2 separate regions of the Homo sapiens genome follow, and region 1 is linked to region 2. A link is a loop called in an ENCODE intact Hi-C map of the cell type or tissue named here. Cell type or tissue: lower leg skin. All regions are shown on one strand. Links, peaks and the distances in the headings refer to the core of each region. The heading gives the core; the rest is flanking DNA. Region 1 overlaps FCHSD2 (FCH and double SH3 domains 2). Region 2 overlaps FCHSD2 (FCH and double SH3 domains 2).

Evidence for each region. Peaks named below come from ENCODE experiments on the same cell type or tissue, not always from the same donor. Only the 100,000 strongest peaks of a DNase experiment are listed, where the experiment ranks them.
Region 1: it touches region 2 in a loop (6-fold over the local background); 1 of 110 quality-filtered maps calls a loop at or near these places.

The regions. Positions count from the first base shown.
Region 1 is chr11:72,940,316-72,948,938 of GRCh38, reverse strand. All of the region lies in intron 8 of FCHSD2 (FCH and double SH3 domains 2), which reads left to right. It also overlaps the pseudogene RPL15P16. Among named protein-coding and RNA genes, the nearest start is that of ATG16L2, 130 kb to the right of the region's middle. In lower leg skin, for the core only: no CTCF peak of the experiment used is centred there; no DNase peak of the experiment used is centred there.
Region 2 is chr11:72,833,888-72,837,887 of GRCh38, reverse strand. FCHSD2 (FCH and double SH3 domains 2) reads left to right here. Exons shown (of 20, transcript NM_014824.3): 20 at 1-1,143. It also overlaps a transcript of ATG16L2 not described here. Among named protein-coding and RNA genes, the nearest start is that of ATG16L2, 21 kb to the right of the region's middle. In lower leg skin, for the core only: no CTCF peak of the experiment used is centred there; DNase peaks (open chromatin) are centred at 1,683 and 2,920.

The DNA of each region.
Region 1 (8,623 bases), core at 4,092-8,091, 110 kb before region 2:
AATCCCAGCACTTTGGGAGGCCGAGGTGGGCAGATCACGAGGTCAGGAGATCCAGACCATCCTAGCTAACGTGGTGAAACCCCATCTCTACTAAAAATATAAAAAATTAGCCAGGCGTAGTGGCGGGCACCTGTAGTCCCAGCTACTCGGGAGACTGAGGCAGGAGAATGTTGTGAACCTGGGAGATGGAGCTTGCAGTGAGCCGAGATTGTGCCACTGCACTCCAGCCTGGGCGACAGAGCGAGACTGCCTCTCAAAAAAAAAAAAGAAATGAAAATTATGACAATGTTAATCTTAATTGTATCCATTAAAATGGTAAGTTAAAATTTTGTTAATACACTCATATTCTATTATTGATAATGTAAATTGATACAGTTGTTTTGGAGGACTTAATTGGTAATATGTATCAAATGCTTTAAAATAAACTATATTCTTTGTCTCAGAAATTATGTTGTAAGAATTTATTCTAAGGATATAATAAATATCTATTATGATATTTGTCTACATGCTTGATGATGACAATGAGATTAAAAATGGAAAGCAACTAAAATGTTGAAAAATGAAACATTCAGTAATTTTGAAGTAATTGAAATGTTTCATAATAAGCAGCCAATAATTTATGATATCCAGTGGCTGGGCACAGTGGCTCACGCTTGTAATCCCAGCATTTTGGGAGGCTGAGGTGGGTGGATTGCTTGAGTCCAGGAGTTCAAGACCAGCCTGGCCAACATGGCAAAACCCCATCTCTACTAAAAATACAAAAATTTGCCAGGTCTGGTGGCACATGCCTGTAATCCCAGCTACTCAGGAGGCTGAGACAGAAGAATTACTTGAAACCCAGAGGTGGAGGTTGCAGTGAGCCGAGATCGCACCACTGCACTCCAGCCTGGGTGACAGAGTGAGACTTTGTCTCAAAAAAACAAAACAAAACAGACAAACAAAAAATGTATGATACCCAAACGATGTCATAAAAATTATGTTGTATAAGATTATACCATTATAGTGCCATGAAAAATGTTAACACTGTATTAACTGATTAAAATGAGAATCATAAATAATATGTAAAATATAGTCTTGAATTTGTTTTTAAAGTCTGTTTTATAAGTTAATGTTCCCATATTTATGTGAGATTACCTGTGATTTTTGTTTTCTTTGGATTTTTCTGTATTTAATTTTCTTTATGAGAAAATTATGTTTTCAATATTTTTTTTAACTAATGATTTTATCACACTGTAATTTATAATCAGAAATCTATGAACTAACTTTTGGGAGATTTAAAGTAAGGGCTGTTCCAACAGAATGTGCTGGAGGATGGGAGTTCCTACACGTCCATTAGGACCAGCAATATAGTGGTGTGGCTATTAATCTTTCATTATAATATACCCATTTCTTGCTAGACTCAGTGACTCTGGTTGATTAGTTCATTGCTTAGAATAAGATCTTGTGGTCAATTCCTATGTGAGTCAAGTAAACACTGACTTTGGCTTTAGTTCTAGTCAGACAACTTGTAAGTGTGTATCACAAGTCAGAGGGGACACTACATGGGAGAGCATAAGTGGATTTTTGTAGATCAACCATTGTTGTGGGAAAACCTCTTCAGTTCTGCTCCTCTTGGCCAGATGTGGGCCTGAGTGTGAGTCTGGATAAGAAGAGTTCAAACTTCTCTTGTGACACACAGCATTTCTTACCCAGGGGAAGTTTAAATAAATTTGAACATAAAACCTAGGTCTTCCACTTGGTTTAAAGCCCTTAACTAAGAAATAAGATATATTGGAAAATGCTTCGTACCTACAGCATTGTTGTTAAGAGATGTTGGCCCCATGGGGCATGCAGCTGTTAAACCAGAGTGACTCCCAGACCCAGTGATGTGAGTCTCATTTTCTTGGACCTGAATCTCACCTGGGGCCTGGGAAAGCAGGCTGGGACACAAGGAGAATAGCTCTTGGGTAGCTGGGTGAGCTATTGCATAGATGGCTGCAAAGACTAGTCCCACAAAGAGGGGCACCTGGTGCTGCCTTGTTGGCAGGCAGTCATTTTTGTCCTACATCCTTGTGAGTAGTCTTGTGAATATGAATGTTTACTTAAGCTTGAAAAATTTCCCTAGGCATTATACTTAACATCTTGGGACTCAGTTTCCTGCTCTGTAAAATGAAAATGTTGTCTACCTTAAAGGTGGTTGTAAAAAGTAGAGTTACTGCACAAAGCTCCTAGAATATAATAGATATTCTGTAAATGGTAGCTATTACTCTGTTTATACCATCGTATTTTAAAGGTAAAATATGCTAGATACTTCCACAATACCTATTTTACAGACTTGCATTAGAGGATATTGGCAGGTATTGACATTTTGAGCATTGTAATTATTGACCATGTAATTGTCTAGTTTTTTTTAAATTATACTTTAAGTTTTAGGGTACGTGTGCACAACGTGCAGGTTAGTTACATATGTATACATGTGCCATGTTGGTGTGCTGCACCCAGTAACTCATCATTTAACATTAGGTATATCTCCAAATGCTATCCCTCCCCCCTCCCCCACCCCACAACAGGCCCTGGTGTGTGATGTTCCCCTTCCTATGTCCATGTGTTCTCATTGTTCAATTCCCACCTATGAGTGAGAACATGTGGTGTTTGGTTTTTTGTCCTTGCGATAGTCTGCTGAGAATGATGGTTTCCAGCTTCATCCATGTCCTTACAAAGGACATGAACTCATCATTTTTTATGGCTGCATAGTATTCCATGGTGTATATGTGCCACATTTTCTTAATCCAGTCTATCATTGTTGGACATTTGGGTTGGTTCCAAGTCTTTCCTATTTTGAATAGTGCCACAATAAACATATGTATGCATGTGTCTTTATAGCAGCATGATTTATAATCCTTTGAGTATATACTCGGTAATGGAATGGCTGGGTCAAATGGTATTTCTAGTTCTAGATCCCTGAGGAATCGCCACACTGACTTCCACAATGGTTGAACTAGTTTACAGTCCCACCAACAGTGTAAAAGTGTTCCTATTTCTCCACATCCCCTCCAGCACCAGTTGTTTCCTGACTTTCTAATGATCGCCATTCTAACTGGTGTGAGATGGTATCTCATTGTGGTTTTGATTTGCATTTCTCTGATGTCCATTGATGATGAGCATTTTTTCATGTATCGTTTGGCTGCATAAATGTCTTCTTTTGAGAAGTGTCTGTTCATATCCTTTGCCCACTTTTTGATGGGGTTGTTTTTTTCTTGTAAATTTGTTTGAGTTCATTGTAGATTCTAGATATTAGCCCTTTGTCAGATGAGTAGATTGCAAAAATATTCTCCCATTCTGTAGGTTGCCTGTTCACTCTGATGGTAGTTCCTTTTGCTGTGCAGAAGCTCTTTAGTTTAATTAGATCCCATTTGTCAATTTTGGCTTTTGTTGCCATTGCTTTTGGTGTTTTAGACATGAAGTCCTTGCCCATGCCTATGTCCTGAATGGTATTGCCTAGCTTTTATTCTAGGGTTTTTATGGTTTTAGATCTAACATTTAAGTCTTTAACCCATCTTGAATTAATTTTTGTATAAGGTGTAAGGAAGGGATCCAGTTTCAGCTTTCTACATATGGCTAGCCAGTATTCCCAGCACCATTTATTAAATAGGGAATCGTTTCCCCATTTCTTGTTTTTGTCAGGTTTGTCAAAGATCAGATAGTTGTAGATATGCGGCATTATTTCTGAGGGCTCTGTTCTGTTCCATTGGTCTATATCTCTGTTTTGGTACCAGTACCATGCTGTTTGGTTACTGTAGCCTTGTAGTATAGTTTGAAGTCAGGTAGTGTGATGCCTCCAGCTTTGTTCTTTTGGCTTAGGATTGACTTGGCAATGCAGGCTCTTTTTTGGTCCCATATGAATTTTAAAGTAGTTTTTTCCAATTCTGTGAGAAAGTCATTGGTAGCTTGATGAGGATGGCATTGAATCTATAATTTACCTTGGGCAGTATGGCCATTTTCACGATATTGATTCTTCCTACCCGTGAGCATGGAATGTTCTTCCATTTGTTTGTATCCTTTTTTATTTCATTGAGCAGTGGTTTGTAGTTCTCCTTGAAGAGGTCCTTCACATCCCTTGTAAGTTGGATTCCTAGGTATTTTATTCTCTTTGAGGCAGTCGTGAATGGGAGTTCACTCATGATTTGGCTCTCTGTTTGTCTGTTATTGGTATATAAGAATGCTTGTGATTTTTGCACATCGATTTTGTATCCTGAGACTTTGCTGAAGTTGCCTATCAGCTTAAGGAGATTTTGAGCTGAGACAATGGGGTTTTCTAGATATACAATCATGTCATCTACAAACAGGGACAATTTGACTTCCTCTTTTCCTAATTAAATACTCTTTATTTCCTTCTCCTGCCTGATTGCCCTGGCCAGAACTTCCAACACTATGTTGAATAGGAGTGGTGAGAGAGGGCATCCCTGTCTTGTGCCAGTTTTCAAAGGGAATGCTTCCAGTTTTTGCCCATTCAGTATGATATTGGCTGTGAGTTTGTCATAGATAGTTCTTATTATTTTGAGATACGTCCCATCAATACCTAATTTATTGAGAGTTTTTAGAATGAAGCGTTGTTGAATTTTGTCAAAGGCCTTTTCTGCATCTATTGAGATAATCATATGGTTTTTGTCGTTGGTTCTGTTTATATGCTGGATTATGTTTATTGATTTGAGTATGTTGAACCAGCCTTGCATCCCAGGGATGAAGCCCACTTGATCATGGTGGATAAGCTTTTTGATGTGCTGCTCGATTCAGTTTGCCAGTATTTTATTGAGGATTTTTGCATCGATGTTCATCAGGGATATTGTTTTAAAATTCTCTTTTTTTGTTGTGTCTCTGCCAGGCTTTGGTATCAGGATGATGCTGGCCTCATAAAATGAGTTAGGGAGGATTCCCTCTTTTTCTATTCATTGGAATAGTTTTAGAAGTAATTGTGTTGTTTTACCTCCATGTCATGCAATAGAAGTTAAAGTTGGCAGCATCACAATGAATAATGATTAAAGTCTGAGTATTTAATAGTCAGTTTATCTTCATACGTTCTTAGTGTAGTAGTTTACAATATTTGAACATGCCTTAGAACAAATATTTAATTATAGATGTGCTAACTGAAACTTCTTGTAGTTAATGAACTAATAAAATATCAAAATACAATGTTTATGTATCTTATTCAGCAAGTATTTCTTGAATAAATACTAAGTGTGAGGTATCATTCTGAGTGCCTCAGTGAACAAAACAGCCAATATAATTTTATATTTTAAATATGTAAAACACTGAAACATATATGTTCAAAAGTCAAATAGACTGACCCAGGGAATTCTCACTTCCATTTCTGTGCCCTTCATCTCCGTCTCACCTGTCATTCTCTTCAATTTCCTTCCCTTTCATTAAAGCTATTAATAAATAACCAAGGTAATATGAAGTTCACATTTACTGTTTTCCCATAATCCATATTGTTCTGTGCTGTCTTTTTCCTGATTCAGTGTCTCACTAATCCTTTCCTACTCAAACCTCTCCATCAGACATCTTGGAATTCTATTCAGTAGTCCTCAGTTAATCCTAACTATAGTTGAATTAAGTAGGTTGAAGTTGAAGTAAGTGTTAAATGTAGATAGTAAATATAAAAGTCAGGGCTGGGCAAAGTAGGTCATGCCTGTAATCCCAGCACTTTGGGAGGTAGAGGTGGGCAGATCACATGAGGTCAGGAGTTCGAGACCAGCCTGGCTAACATGGGGAAACCCCATTTCTAATAAAAATACAAAAAATTAGCTGGGCATGGTGGCACGCGCCTGTAATCCTAGCTACTCAGGAGGCCAAGGAAGGAGAATCACTTGAACCCGGGAGGCGGAGGTTGTAGTGAGCCAAGATCGCACCATTGCACTCCAGCGTGAGCAACAAGAGCAAAACTCTGTCTCAAAAGAAAAAGTCAGTATTAATGAATTTGTGATTTAGCCAGGCATGGTGGCTCACACCTATAATCCCAGCACTTTGGGAAGTATGCACCTGTAGTCCTAACTACTTGGAAGCCTGAGGTGGGAGGATTCTGAAGTCCAAGAGTTTGAAGCTGCGAACTATGATCATACCACTGCACTCCAGCCTGGGTGATAGAGCGAGACCCTGTGTCTAAAAACAAAACAGTGAGATATGACTTCACATCCTCTAGGAGAGCCATAATAAAAATAAAATAAAATGAATAGCATAGCATATACCATAACATTCTATAGCATGTTTGTCAATACTTTTTAATTTTAATAAAGTATGTATTTTCCATTTGATTACCAAAGTACCAGAAGAAAATTTGAAAAGTACAGAAAACCTAAAGATAAATTAAAATAACTTCACATTGTAACAGTAAACCACTCTTACTGTCATCTTGGCATATCCTTCTAATCTTTCCTAGGCATGTATTACATATACATGTTTCAAAATTGTTATACACGTAAGTCCTTTTATTTTTTCACATAAAATACATTCTGAGCTATTCCTGCCTGTGTTAGCCCATTTACATTGGTTTAAAGAAATACACAAGGCTGGGTAATATAAAGAAAAGAGGTTTATTTTGGCTCACAGTCCTGCAGACTGTACAGGGAGCATGCTGCTGGCATCTGCTTCTGGTGAGGCCTCAGGAAACTTACAATCATGGCAGAAGGCAAAGTGGAAGCCTGCATGTCATATGGTGAGAGATGGAGCAAGAGAGGAGGGAGCTGCCAGGCTCTTTTAAACAGCCAGCTCTAGTGTGAACTTATAGAGTGAGAACGCTCTCATTACTGTGAGGACAGCAGCAAGTCATTCATGAGGGATCTGCTGCCATGACACAGACACCCCCTGCTAGGCCCACCTCCAACATTGGAGATCACATTTCGACATGAGATTTTGAGGGGACAAAACATTCAAACTGTATCACTGCCTTTACATGTTACTTGAAAATGTGATTTTAATGACTGCATAGTATTTGATCATATTAATATGCCATTAACTTTATTACTTTTTTATGCTTTTATAAACTTTTTTAATGCTTTTTAGTGAAGGTTCTTTTTTACAATCTTAATACACCTCTTTGATAACTTCCTTAAGATATCTTTTTTTGAAGCTACATTCCCTGGTCAAAAACAAAGATTGGTTAATACTTTTCATTTGGCTAGCTGATTGCCCTCTGAAAAGATTATATCAGTATATACTTCTGAAAGCAGTGTATGAAAGTGCCTATCCTTGCACCCTTGTCAAAACTGTATTTTATATTTAAACAAACGTACATATATGAGCAACAATCTGGATGAAGGTAAAGAAATCTTAATTTTTAATTTTTTGCTTACTAACAAATTGAACATTTTTATTTCATGTTGTTTAAACAACTCTTCTGACCAGTGATGAGTTAAAAGAAAAAATAGATCAATACAAGAACAAAACAGTTAATGATAAAGTAATAATAAGTAATATATTAATAGAGTTGGGAGTCTATATTTTATACTAAGCAAACTGACATCCAACATAATTTATAATTTGTATTTTTATAAATATAAAAATTATATAAATTATAATTTAAGTATAGTTTTTATATCCTCTTAGATACTATTTTGAACGTGTGGGATTCAGTGACTTAGCAAAGGTTTTTATTTGAGGCCATTCATTAATTCATAATTTAACAAATATTTACTGTCATTCTATGTGTCATTTACTGGGGACACATAGTGAACAAGACTCATGTGGCCTCTGGTCCCTTGAAGGAGAATAAAAATATTAAAATAGCTTATTTATTTATTTTTTTGACTGTCCTAAATTATGAGGTATGAATTTTACAAACTTTACTTATATTAGTGGTAACAGTGGAACTGGAGAGTTTTGCGCCTTCTCTAAGCTGCCCGGCAAGAACCACCAATAGCATGGTGGAACATACGGTCCTTTCCAAGCCCATGGCTCTTTCGGCCTGTAGATGTCAGCCCACACATCTCCCTGTGCTTATAGACTGCTTTGGTGATCCATTGGGTGTCAGGATTTCTTCTGATAGCTTTATGGAATGGATCAATGAGGATAACCTCAAAAAATTTGTATGTGTAATCTTCACCAACCCAATAAGAATTCAGGACTCTAAGAGCCCCACAGTGGCATCCAGCTCACTCCTCTGCAACGCACTGAAGGCTTCAGGCAAACTTTAGCTGATTAACACCATGATGAACAGGCTTGCCATTAGTTGCACCCTTAGGAACTGGGCGTTTTCTGCCACCACGGTGAACATGAATCCTATATATAATGTAACCTTGCTTGGCCTTGCAGCCTGGTCGGCGCGCTTTATCAGGCTGGGTGGGGCGGGGAGCCCTGTGGAGAGCAGAGAGCTGGCAGTACTGCCAGCAGCTGACTCTCAGAAGAAAGCGCATGACATGAGACTACTTCTTTCTCCATAGCTCCTGGATGTGCGGGTATGCACCCATCTTGGCTTACCTGATGGCTACTGCCAGACAGAAAGGAAAATAGCTTATTTACTATTTATTGCCACATATTATACTAACCTCATTACATATATTATTTCCTTTAATATTAAAACAATATTTGGTAACTGCATTTTAGAAACTAGCATGTTTCTAATTAAACCTGTTTACATCAACTAAAATAC
Region 2 (4,000 bases), core at 1-4,000:
CTCTACTGGGGACGCCCCGGCATTATTTTATTCCCAAGCCAGCAGACCGGCCCAGACAGCCAGGCTGTGGCTGGTCCAGACCAACTGCTATGGTGGAAAATGCAGCTTCCAGGTCCCACTACCCTGACATTTCCGTGGAAGGAAGAACCTGGTGGCTCGTGGAGGAAACCAGCTTTCTATGAGAAAGGACTGAAGGATTGCGCACCCTGCACAAGTACAGATTGACCAGGAAAAGACAAGTGTCTTCTGTGTGTCACAGGGAAAGCCAGGAGTGGCCTTCTCTGCAGGCCAGCAAGCCTGCAGCAGCAGGTGCCCCCACGTCAGGTGCTGACTGTCTGCTGTCCGCTCCTGTAGAAGGTAGGGAGCACAATACCTAGGGACTAAGGGATGTTCGCCGGTTGTGGTTTGTTTTTTTTTTTTTTCCTTGGTTAAGAAATCAAATTTGCAGAATTTAATCTACAAGTTGTATTATGCTTTGAAAACTCCATCCCTCCTAAGAATCTTAAAAAACTTGAAATGCTCGCCAAATGTCCCCATGGGATTTTTGACCAAAAGTAAGGTGATAACTGAAGAAATTTTTAGTTCTTTGATCACTTCAGTGACAATACCCATTAATGAATCTTCTCCATGATTTGGGGTTTTTTTTCGTTGTTGTTTTTTACACTTCTTAACCTGTTGATCTATTTGAGGTCTTTTGTGTTTATCAAACTTATTCTTAAGTTTAAAAAAGAAATTAAAAGGGTGGTTTTTTTAAGATTTTAAAGTTTGCTAACATATTAAAAATCTTCAAATGCTTATTAAATAGAGCAGTTCTTGCCACCCAGTCTTGTATTCTGTCTTTAGCTAGCCAAATTGTCCTTGAATTTGGGTTTTCCACAACCTCAAAGGGTTATTTGAAATCTTTTGTTGTATTTTAAAATATTTTTTGGAAGAGCTGCTAATTTTATTTTAAAAAACAAAGTTGTGAAAACATGCCTCCTTTTTAAAAAATAACCCCTCCATCCAGGATATGGAATCCAGCACCACAGTGCACAGGTCAGGGCTCGGAGGGAGCCTCTGTGCAGATGTGCTTTCTTTACAGTGGCTGTAAAAAGTTTGTATTTATTATGTATAAAATGTTGAATAATAAAAAAAATGGAATTATGTTTTCTAAGTTTTAATATAGAAAGGTTTGGGTAAACAGACCTTTCCAAAAGGCCCATGCTTCTTATAAAAACATTCCTGGGCCCTCCTTTAAACCAGCTAACAGACAGAGAGAGGAGAAAGTAAATTAATCCATCTATGAGACAGACAGTCCCTGAAGCCCCCATGTGCTAGGTGTAATATCCTGGGTACTAGAGATGGCAGTAAATAGGTTACGGTCTTTGCTTTTCCCATGGGAAAAAAAAGAAATACGTGAGGACAGTACTGTGGGACATGTGCTAGAAGGGAGGGGCAGATAGCATAGAGGCAGCTGAGGAGGGAGCTCTGATTCTGCTGCTGGAGGGGTGAGAGGAAGGTCACTGAAGTCCCCTTGCCGGATGTGACCACTGGCTTCCAGGAAGCGGGCATTCTGGATGCCTCTCCCCTTTCCTAAACCTCCACCCTAAGGAGTAATGAATTGTGTGAAAGGAGATTTTCTCGGTCCCAGGGGTGGATGGAGCATTCTTAGTCAAAGGCTGAGTCCCCCTGGCTTCCAGCCAGCCACACTGAGGACCAGGACACAGCCTGTTTGGGGAAGGGCCCCACAAGCTCTCCTCTTTCCTGGAGCTGGGGACATGCAGTAAGCATTTTTCCAGACATTATCCTGTGCATAAGACTCTTAAGTGTACACACTGCTTGTTTACATAAAAATGTGTTCAGCCGGGCGCAGTGGCTCATGCCTGTAATCCCAGCACTTTGGGAGGCCGAGGCGGGCAGATCACTTGAGGTCAGGAGTTTGAGACCAGCCTGACCAACATGGAGAAACCCAGTCTCTACCGAAAATACAAAATTGGCTGGGCATGGTAGCTCATGCCTGTAATCCCAGTTACTCTGGAGGCTGAGGCAGGAGAATCGCTTGAACCTGCGAGGCAGAGGTTGCGGTGAGCTGAGATTGTGCCATTACACTCCAGTCTGGGGAACAAGAGTGAAACTCTGTCTCAAAAAAAAAAAAAAAAAATATGTTCCAGTATAAATGTTGGGTAGATTCCTAAGTGTGGAATTTGAGGGTCAAAAAGGTATGTATTTAATTTTGTTAGATTTTGCCAAATTGGCTTCCTATAAGGACTATATCCATTTACACTCCCACCAACCGCATATGGACTTAGGAGCCAGGAGGTCTGGGTTAAATCCTGGCTCTGCCACTTGACAGCCATGGGGACTGAGCCTGTGTCCTCATCTGGAACCTGAGAATAAGACTGTGGTTCCAGGAAGGCCATATAAAGTGTGCCACAGGCTGGTCACCACGAACTCTTCTCACCACCACCTCTCCTCACCACCACCTCTCCTCACCACCACCTCTCCTGCCTTTTCTCACCACCACCTCTCCTGCCTCTTCTCAGTGTCCTTCCCTCCAGAACTAGGGTCCTTGATAGTCTTCCAGGCCCATAGTAACGCACAGAGTTGTCATAAGGCCCAAGGGAAAGAATGTGTGTGAAGTGCTCTACCAAAAATGTGGGAAGGGCTGTCAGGACACGAAATGTCATTTCCGTCTTCTGACTTCCCTGCCAGTGAAAGCTGCTTTCGGTACTGGAGGTTCCGTCTGTGACCAAGGGCAAAGCTCAGCTAACTGCCTCACCCCAGCGTCATAGCTAAATTTTGGTCTCCTTCATCACAGGAACTGACTTGATGCATGATGCAATCAACCCACAGGTTCTCAGTACACCACCTAGATCCCCTTCCTCTCTGACCCACCACCCCAGCCACATTCACAAGCCAGAGACCCAGTGGGAGGGCATCATCTGGCCTTAGCCCTGCCACTGCTTGATGGAAGACCTTTCCCTCTTAGCTGCCACATCCTCAATTGTAAAGGAATGGAATGATGGCTGGGCACGGTGGCTTACGCCTGTAATCCCAGCACTTTGGGAGGCCAAGGCTGGTGGATCACCTGAGATCAGGAGTTTGAGACCAGCCTGACCAACATAATGGAAACCCCGTCTCTTACTAAAAATACAAAAATTAGCCAGGTGTGGTGGTGGGTACCTGTAATCCCAGCTACTCGGGAGACTGAGGCAGGAGAATTGCTTGAACCCAGGAGGCAGAGGTTGCGGTGAGCCAAGATCATGCCACTGCACTCCAGACTGGGTGACAGAGCAAGACTCTGTCTCCAAAAAAAAAAAAAAGGAATGGAATGAGGTTATCTCCCAGGGCTTATCTAACTCTCATGCCCTGGATGAGTTGTTTCTAGATACAGAGAACATCACACAAAAAAGGTCACAATATTTGAAACCAGACTTACTAAGACACAGACTTCTTTGGATGGCAAGAAATTGAAAAGAAAGCAAGCCACTGGACTCTCCCGCTGGGACCTGGGACAAAACAAACCTTTATCCTCTAGATTGCAACTGCATCCCAGGCTGCTCTATCCACTCACTGCCTGAAGAACCCAGCTGCAGCTTTTGGTTTTGTGGCCAATGACTGCCCAGCCCTCTCCCAGTGGCCTTAGGATGAAATCCAGCTGCTCTGAATCTTCGCATTTATTTTGTTCATCGTGAAGTTGTTTTTCATGACAGAAATATAACTAAATTACAGAAATTTTAGGTTAGAAGGGGGAGGATTGTAATTTATCCCCAAATCCTGCAACTTTTAAGTTTCCTCCTAGACTCTTCCTGTGTTTGCCTTGTTACTGCTTGATCTGCCAAGAACCAAATGAATGCCAAAGAGCATCTTGTTCCTAGACTATTTTCCCTCGGTCCCAGAGGCCAAAAAACACACTTTTGCTGTGTCTGTTTCTGAGAGCTCTGGTCTGGGAATATTTTCCTGAAAAAAAAAAAAATTTTTTTTTTTGAGACGGAGTTTCGCTCGTCACCCAGGCTGGAGT